Regions from separate parts of the Homo sapiens genome. Here region 1 is linked to region 2. The links are chromatin contacts, found by Hi-C or POLR2A ChIA-PET in ENCODE. All regions are on one chromosome and are shown on one strand. The core of a region is the stretch at or near the end of the contact, and the rest is flanking DNA. Distances in the headings are between cores, read along the strand shown.

The links. A loop is a pair of places that touch in the nucleus more often than their neighbours do. ChIA-PET counts read pairs that join two places held with the same protein, here RNA polymerase II (POLR2A). Pooled maps may share reads with other maps.
Region 1: a loop to region 2 is called in a map of cardiac septum, with 1.8 times the contacts of the local background. The contact joins two enhancer-like sites. A Hi-C loop is called at or near these places in 7 of 168 maps with a recorded cell type or tissue (Caco-2, cardiac septum, heart right ventricle and 4 more) and 1 of 50 pooled maps. POLR2A ChIA-PET finds 5 or more read pairs at or near these places in 8 of 52 experiments (A673, CD4-positive, alpha-beta T cell, HEK293T and 5 more).

Annotation. Positions count from the first base shown.
Region 1 is chr1:10,597,566-10,601,879 of GRCh38, forward strand. PEX14 (peroxisomal biogenesis factor 14) reads left to right here. Exons shown (of 9, transcript NM_004565.3): 4 at 1,673-1,801. Among named protein-coding and RNA genes, the nearest start is that of PEX14, 120 kb to the left of the region's middle. Within about 2 kb of position 2,111, at least 6 of the 41 ENCODE cell types and tissues checked have a DNase peak (open chromatin) inside an H3K27ac peak, as active enhancers do.
Region 2 is chr1:10,554,430-10,558,470 of GRCh38, forward strand. The region is part of intron 3 of PEX14 (peroxisomal biogenesis factor 14); the gene reads left to right. Among named protein-coding and RNA genes, the nearest start is that of PEX14, 82 kb to the left of the region's middle. RefSeq lists an enhancer at 1,527-2,188. Within about 2 kb of position 1,347, at least 4 of the 41 ENCODE cell types and tissues checked have a DNase peak (open chromatin) inside an H3K27ac peak, as active enhancers do.

The DNA.
Region 1 (4,314 bases), core at 861-3,360, 44 kb after region 2:
TGACCTTCAGCTTTTGTCTTTGGAAGGTGGTACGTGATGCGCTGTGAACCCTGGAAGCATTTTCATCCAGCCCACCAATCTGTTGAGAGCATGGTGCTATCAGGGCAACCCGGTGGCTCTTCAGACTTCCCAGTGGTGAGGCTGTGCCTGCCCTTGGCCAGCTCCACTGTGTGAAGAGGGTAAAGAGGGGAACAGCTGCAGTTTTAAATGGGGATAGTCCTCAACTCCTCAGCACAGAGAAGGGAAAAAAGAGTCCAGGGCTGTTTAGAAAAGTTCGGGCATTTTCCTTTGACTAGCTGTGGTAGGGCATGAAAAGTTTGAGGGGTGGCTGCAGTCAACTCATATGCCAGTATGGTGCAGGGCGGAGCTGTGCTTTAAAGCATTAATGTGCACCATCTATTAGCCCCTAGGCATGGAGTATGAGGCACCATCCTTTTGAAGATGCTGATCCTCAGAACCTCCTTGTACTTCATCTACCCCCAGGGGCAAATATACCATGCTGTGGGCCTCTAATGGAGAGCTGCCGACCAGATGTGGAAAAGCTCTCGGCTGTAGTTTAAAAGCTCTGTGTTGCGGCTCGCTTGGATGTTGGGATTCCTGGAACAGCAAGGGCTGGCCGAGTGGTCTTTTGCAGACTAACAGTGACCTCCCACCTGCTTTTCCCACTCTCAGCAGCTGGAGTGCCTTTGTACACACAGCTACTTCCTGAGCTGGCCCCGTGTGACCGCTCCTTTCATACTTGAGCGCCACATTTCATTCTGTTCTTTGGGTTGGATGGGGCTCTCTTCCTCCTCCCAAGAGTCAGTGTCCCAAATTGGCTCAGACCCGGTGGAAATATCCCAGCTGTGTCCCCACTGGAAATGCGGCCTTCATGGGTTTTCATTTGCCTTTTATTCTTCTGTGGGCAAATCCTCTCCACATGGCATAGCCACTGCAGATGGCGCCCTGCCACTTCCTGATGTCCCATGTATGGTGTGGTTTAGAGTGTCGGGAGGATTTCAAGAAGGGAAAAGAAAAACTAGCCAAAGGCGATACAGGCAGCGTGTGATAGGCTAGAATAATAATCATCTGAAAGTTTGGGCCTGGCCTTGTTTTGATCTGTTTTCTTGTTTTATTTTCTTCTTTACATTCTATATCCCATTCATACTAATCACAGTCAGTCCTGATTTTTCTTTTTATTTCTGCATTTGTCATAAAATAAAGCAAATTATTCCCGTCTTCAGAAACGATCTAGACTAATTAGTCGTCTCACCCAATAATTAGTTTTTTGTTTCCCTGTCTGTTTTCGTGCATTATTGTTAGTTTTTTCCCCTCTTTTTTTTTTAACACCATTACAGATTAAAATGAGCCACATTTGCAGTTGATGGTATCTGTTTTCGGGGGAAGAATGGAGAATTGCAGTACCGAGCGACTTCAAAAGCAGCAATAAACTCAAGGATAAATTAAGGAAATTGAATGAGCCACATTTGGAAGCAGTGTTGAGGCTAATATTCTGTCGCTTAAGGTTAAATTGCAACTGAGAGAGGTTCCGGAGAATCTGAAATCGGGGAGGCAACTTACTAGGATGCGAGGCATTCTGTGGCTGTAAAGGTCTTTGCTCAGTGAAGATTCTGTTGCAGCTATGGACACTGACAAAAGGTACTCACCTGCAATGATGTCCTCTTCTCCCCAGGGCTGACAGATGAAGAGATTGATATGGCCTTCCAGCAGTCGGGCACTGCTGCCGATGAGCCTTCGTCCTTGGGCCCAGCCACACAGGTGGTTCCTGTCCAGCCCCCTCACCTCATATCTCAGCCATACAGTAAGTCACCCGCTCAAACTCCTGCTTAACCTTGATTGGGATTCAGGACTCTGGCCAAAGGGCAGTGTTCTGTATCTCCCAGACTTAGCAAACCAGGAGAAACTGGGAGCAGCAGAAAGCTCTTGGGTTTTTCCCAAGGAATGTGACACACCCCAGTCTTCTAGACAAACTTTTTAAAGTATGTGACAAAGGTTTAAGAAGAGACAAGGGATCAGAATAAATGATTTTATTGTTGTTTCAGGTATTTTGGTTACATGCAGAAAACCTGTACAACTATTTATTGATTCTGTTCCCATCTCCTCATACCAGTGCTTTTGAATGTTACTGTTTCACTAAAAACAGCGTGACCATCTGACTCATGGGTGCATTCTTGTTTGCTCACTGCAATAACCTGTCTCCCACTTCTATTTTTTTAAGTTAATATTTGTAAGTTTAGGTCAGCCTCCATTTCCCTCCCTCCCTTGTCCTGGCTATACTTTGTACGTTTATGTAGTAGCGGTCTGTTAGGGAATTTCAGGTTAAAACATGAAGTTCCTTTTTGAATGTTTCTTTTAATTATACGAGATCATGACCCATGAGGGGTCTTTCGTTGTCTTAAATGAAAGCTACTATAGGAATAAAGTTTCTTCAAACAAGTTATAAATGCATACCTCCAAAATGCAGCCAGAAGCCCTCCTTGAAATCACTTATAAAAAGTTTAAAAAGGCTAAAATTGACTACAAAGTTATGGAAAATAGCTCCATTTTGTTTCTTTAATGAAACTCAGCATTGGGCCGGGCACGTTGGCTCACGCCTCTAATCCCTGCACTTTGGGAGGCTGAGGCGGGTGGATCACCTGAGGTCAGGAGTTCGAGACCAGCCCGGCCAACATGATGAAACCCTGTCTCTACTAAAAATACAAAAAATTAGCCAGATGTGGTGGCAGGCGCCTGTAATCCCTGCTACTCAGGAGGCTGAGGAAGGAGAATTGCTTGAACCCGGGAGGTGGAGGTTGCAGTGAGCCGAGATCGTGCCACTGCACTCCAGACTGGGCAACAAGAGCGAAACTCTGCCTCAAAAAAACAAACAGGCAGGGTGCAGTGGCTCACATCTGTAATCCCAACACTTTGAGAGGCCAAGGCAGGCGGATCACTTGAGGTCAGGAGTTCGAGACCAGCCTGGCCAACGTGGTGAAACCGTGTCTCTACTAAAAATACAAAAAATTAGCCGGGCGTGGTGGCACACGCCTGTAATCCCAGCTCCTTAGGGGGCTGAGGCAGGAGAATCACTTAAACCCAGGAGGTGGAAGTTGCAGTGAGCCGAGATCACGCCGCTGCACTCCAGCCTAGGTGACAGAGTGAGACTCTGTCTCAAAAAAAATAAAATAAAATAAAGAAACTCAATACTGGATCTGTGATCTCTCAAAATGCCTTTTCTATAATTGTTATTCTCAGAAGTTTTATTTTTGCAAAAAATGATTTAAAACTGTTAGATATCAGATTTTAAGGCCGGGCGCAGTGGCTCCCGCCTGTAATCCCAGCACTTTGGGAGGCCGAGGCGGGTGGATCATGAGGTCAGGAGTTCGAGACCACCCTGGGCAACAAGAGCAAAACTCCATCTCAAAAAAACAGACAGGCCGGGCGCGGTGGCTCACGCCTGTAATCCCAGCACTTTGGGAGGCCAAGGCGGGCGGATCACTTGAGGTCAGGAGTTGGAGACCAGCCTGGCCAATGTGGCAAAACCCTGTCTCTAATAAAAATACAAAAATTAGCTGGGCATGGTGGCGGGTGCTTGTAATCCCAGCTACTCAGGAGGCTGAGGCAGGAGAATCGCTTGAACCGAGGAGGTGGAGGTTGCAATGAGCTGAGATCATGCCATTGCACTCCAGCTTGGGTGACAAGAGCAAGACTCTGTCTCAAAAAAAAAAAAAAAAAAAAAAGTGTTAGATATCAGATTTTAAAAGGCATATTTTAAAATGACAGATTCGTTTTGATCCCCCAGCACCTGGTCTGAAGCTGCCTTCTTTCCCTCACCTCAGCACTGTTTTCATCCAGCTCAGCTGCAGCTAGGCAGGTGTGATCTTGGCAGTAGAGCCAAAAAGGCCTTCTCTTCTCCGGACTTGCTGAAGGGCCAGCCAGTGGGTTGGAATCTGCTGTCTGTGTTACGGATCTTATTTAGAGATCTCCTCCTTTGGCTGTCCACAGAAGGCTGAATGGGGGAGGCCAGGGAGTGTGTGCTCAAGTGTGTCAATCTGTCAGTGCCTTGCATGGGTGACCCACTGCAGGTTGCAGAGCTTCAGTGGTGAGCCTTGTCCTGTATTTGGGCTACTGGGTTAGCACCTGTGACTTGTCAGCTTGGGGCTCCTTTCTCCTTCCTGGCCAGCATTTTTTCCAATCCATTGTAGTTGCTTTGGGTCCTAAGCTGACTTTATGTGCTTCTTTTTAACCAAAGGCTGAGTCTCCACACTTTTTCTTTAGTTGTGTCCCTGGGCCCAGCCGTGTAATGGGATTTGTTGAGGATAGGCAGCGGCAGCT
Region 2 (4,041 bases), core at 97-2,596:
AGCACACGCAGAGTCATTGAACTCCATGATACTCATTCCAGGTCACCTTGAAGAGGCAGGGAGAAGGGCATTTTCGCTTCTTGAAGCTTCTGCTCCTCTGCCGGTTCAGCCTGATCTTAGAGCTCTCTTGGCATTGCAGCTGCAGTCAGGTTTTCCTTTTAAATGACTGCAGCCTTCAGATGCCCACACAGTGCAGTCCAGATCTCATGCCTGGGGCTGAAGGTGGACCTGGTTTGGCGGTAAATTATGATCCACAGCTTTGAAAGCATATAGGCTGTATGCTTTTTTTTCTTTTTTTTTTAAAGACAGAGCCTCACACTGTCACCCAGGCTGGAATACAGTGGCGCGATCTTGGCTCACTGCAACCTCCATCTCCTGGGGCTCAAGTGATCTTCCCATCTCAGCCTCCTGAGTAGCTGGGATTACTGATGCGTACCACCATACACCCAGCTAATTTTTGTAGTTTTAGTAGAGATGGGGTTTTGCCATGTTTCCCAGGCTGGCTGTACACCTTTTAAAAATAAAGCCTATCTGAAAGCAAGTTGCTTCTCTAGAGGCATCTTCCTCAGTCTGCTTTTGTCCAGCCTTCCCGTGGAAAGCAGCCTTCTTCTTGATCTGGGGCTGCAGTAAATCACATGCTGGCCATCGCGGGAACACATCCCATCCCTTCCCAAAACCACCTGCAGGACTGACCCTACCCCCCAATAACACACCAACCTGCTGTGTTTTTTACTGACCATTCCTGTCCGGGATAGTCACTGTAGCAGTCTACTTTGGTGGGCTTTTACCTCTCCTATCTGCTTTTTTTTTAATTTACAAATTTTAAATTAAAAAAATTTAAATGAAAGGTTTGGACATTGAGTATTGTTACCCACTCACTTCTGGTGACTCTTCAGACACTCACTCGAAGAGCCTTCCTTCTTCCCTACATACAGAGTCGGGGGGAGAGATGGGGAAAATGACGGAGGAAAACATGCTAAAAATGATTTTCAATGTAAAATAAGGGAGGGAAAAACGAATGTTTGAGGAAACCCAAAAAAAGCACCTCTCATTACAGTAATTAAACCGCAGCGTTTAACCTATCAGAATGTGCTGCATATGTGAGAGACAAGCCAGGGAGCTCTGTGTTTGAAATTAGAGCTCTAATCCTCAGGGAAGAGAATAGTTAAATAATTTGTTTTTGAGGTGTGAGAGCAGAGCCGGCAAGGTGTGAGTGTGTGTGTGTGTGTGTGTGTGTGCATGCACCCGTGAGGGTGAGGGGCCGCAGTGCCTGTGTTTACCAAGAATATCCTGGAGGTAGATATTTATCAGCACCTGTGTGCTGTCAAGAAGCACACAAGCTGCTGTTGCCCGTTCATTAGGTTTTCAGAAGAGTCCGGGCCTCACCTGTGGCCGGGCGTTGCATCATAACAGCAGAACTTGCTTCATTCTGGCCCTCTGGGACACACAGGAATAGATTTGAGAGACAGGATGAGACATACAGAGAAAGACACAAGCATTAGGGGAGGAAGAAAGCCGAATGATCCTGGAGCATGTCCTTGGCGCAGGCACTGCTGGACAAAGCAGTCCATCTCGGTGGGCTGGCACTGCGGAGCCAGCGTGGACATTCCACCGAGCACGAGGCGAAAGGGGCAGCCCAGAGGCCTGCCACTGAAACCGCCTTCTGCAGGCACCGTCTGCCAGTGCTCAGCGCTGTTAGCAGGGCTCCTCCTCTGCTGGGATGAGGGGTTGGGATGACAGGGGTTCACAGTGTCCTGCCTGCCCCTTCAGCAGCATAACCTTTGTCTTTCTGGACTCCTGGCTGGAGCTGGTGATACTGTGAACATGCTGCCTCTCTGGAAGCTGCTCCATGTCTCCCTATATCCCCAGAGCATGGCAGCTGTGATCAGAATTCCACAGGGTGGGGCTGATGAGGATCCATGCACATCCGTCCCTGTACCCCTCATTAGGGACTTGGGTTGGGGGGTGCCTATCTGCACGTGTTCTTTTTCCTCTCACGCACTTTGTCGGTCTCTGTGCAGGGTTTCTATTATACTAATAAGGAGCACTGGGGACGCTGGCGACAGTGTGATAATCGTCCCCTTGGAGGGCCAGAGGCAGTCGGTGTGCGCTGACCTCATCCTGGGGGAGTGCTGATGAAACTCTGGCTTGGCCTTACTGCCTGAGCACTGCGCCTGATGTGGAGGGTTAGGGGGCAGGGTTGCCGGGCTGTTTCTTCTACGGCTTCATTGTTACCAGCCATGCTTGTCTTTGGGGCATTTCATCAAAACTTCTTTAGTTTTGCTTAAGAACTTTAAAGAGCTGATGAGCCTAATGGAAACTTTTCAGTAATAACTCAGTACAGGAACACACTTCACAAATACCAGCTAATTAATCCTCAGAGCACCCTGGGGACAGGGGAGAGTATGGTAATGGCACTGGTGATTTTTATCCCCATTTTATAGACTGAGAGACTGAGGCACCTGGAAGAATCTGTGACTTGGGCCAGAGGGAGGGCACAAATCTGGAAGCTGAGGTTAGAGTGCTTTGCCTTTTGGCCTCTCTTGGGACTGTTGAGTCTTACCTTAAAGTCATTTGAGTAAGTCATTAAGTAAAGCCAGTCACCTTAGATTTTGCCTCTTCTCTCATCTTTCTTTTTTTTTTCCCTGCTTGATACTAGGTCTTGGATGTAACTGGTATCCATCAATACAGATCTCTAGCATCAATTTTAGTAACTGCCTTGTGTTCTGCTGAAAATATATGCCATAATTTATTGTAACCCAGTCCCCTTGATTATCTTCATTTTACACAATTATAGCAACTCTTCTTTAAGTATCCTTGGGAAATAGGTATTACTTTTGTGATTACCTTTGTGGGGTAAAAACCTCAGAGTTAGGCTGGGTGCAATGGCTCACGCCTGTAATCCCAGCACTTTGGGAGGCCGAGGTGGGCGGATCACTTGAGGTCAGGAGTTTGAGACCAGCCTGGCCAACATGGTGAAACCTCGTCTCTACTAAAAATACAAAAAATAGCCAGCTGTGGTGGCGGGCGCCTGTAATCCCAGCTGCTCGGGAGGCTGAGGCAGAAGAATTGCTTGAACCCTGGAGGTGGAGTTTGCAGTGACCTGAGATCGTGCCACTGCACTTCAGGCTGGGCAACAGAGTGAGACTCTGTCTCAAAAACAAAAAGCAAAAAACCTCAGAGCTGCTAATCCTAGGTTAAAGAAAATGGACTTGTTTTCATTTTAATGTACATTGCTAACCTGTGCTTTAAAAAGGTGATTTCAGCTTACAGCCTCAACACCAGTTGGCCAGTGCCCCGAGCACAAGTCTCAAACTTCCACATTGTCAAGTTCACAGTTTCTTCCTTTGTCTAAGCATGGAAAACCCTTCCCCCACTGCAAGGGCATAGAACTATTTGCCTACCTTTTTTTTTTTTTTTAATGATTTTAGTTTTCTTTTATGGAATTTGTGTTGTTGCTAGTTGCGTAACAGGGAATATAACTTTATTTTTTCCTGTTGACCAACTGGATAGTCTCAGCACCATTTATAGAACGATTTATTTCTTTCCCCACTGATTTGACATGTCATCTTTTTCATCTGCTAAATTCTTAAATATACTGATGTGTGATCAGGGACATTCTATTCTCATTCATTGCTGTACTTGTCTGTTGTTGTGCTAATGCTGCAATGTTTTTATTATTATAGATTTGTTACACACTGTATTTGTTAGTATTCGTTGTACTCTTTTGTACAAAAATATAAAAATTTTGTATTTTTAATAGAGATGGGGTTTCTTCATGTTGGTCAGGCTGGTCTTGAACTCCTGACCTCAGGTGATCCGCCCACCTCGGCTTCCCAAAGTGCTGCGATTACACGTGTGAGCCACCGTGCCCGGCCTGCTTGTATATTTCTTAAGACATTTTAGAATCACTTTTATCATCTTCTTCTTGATCCCACCCCACCCCTACCCACTGCGAATCAAGAAAGAAGATCCCTTTGAAATTTTGATGATAATTACATTCAACATAGAAATTACTTTGGAAGCTGGACGCTGTGGCTC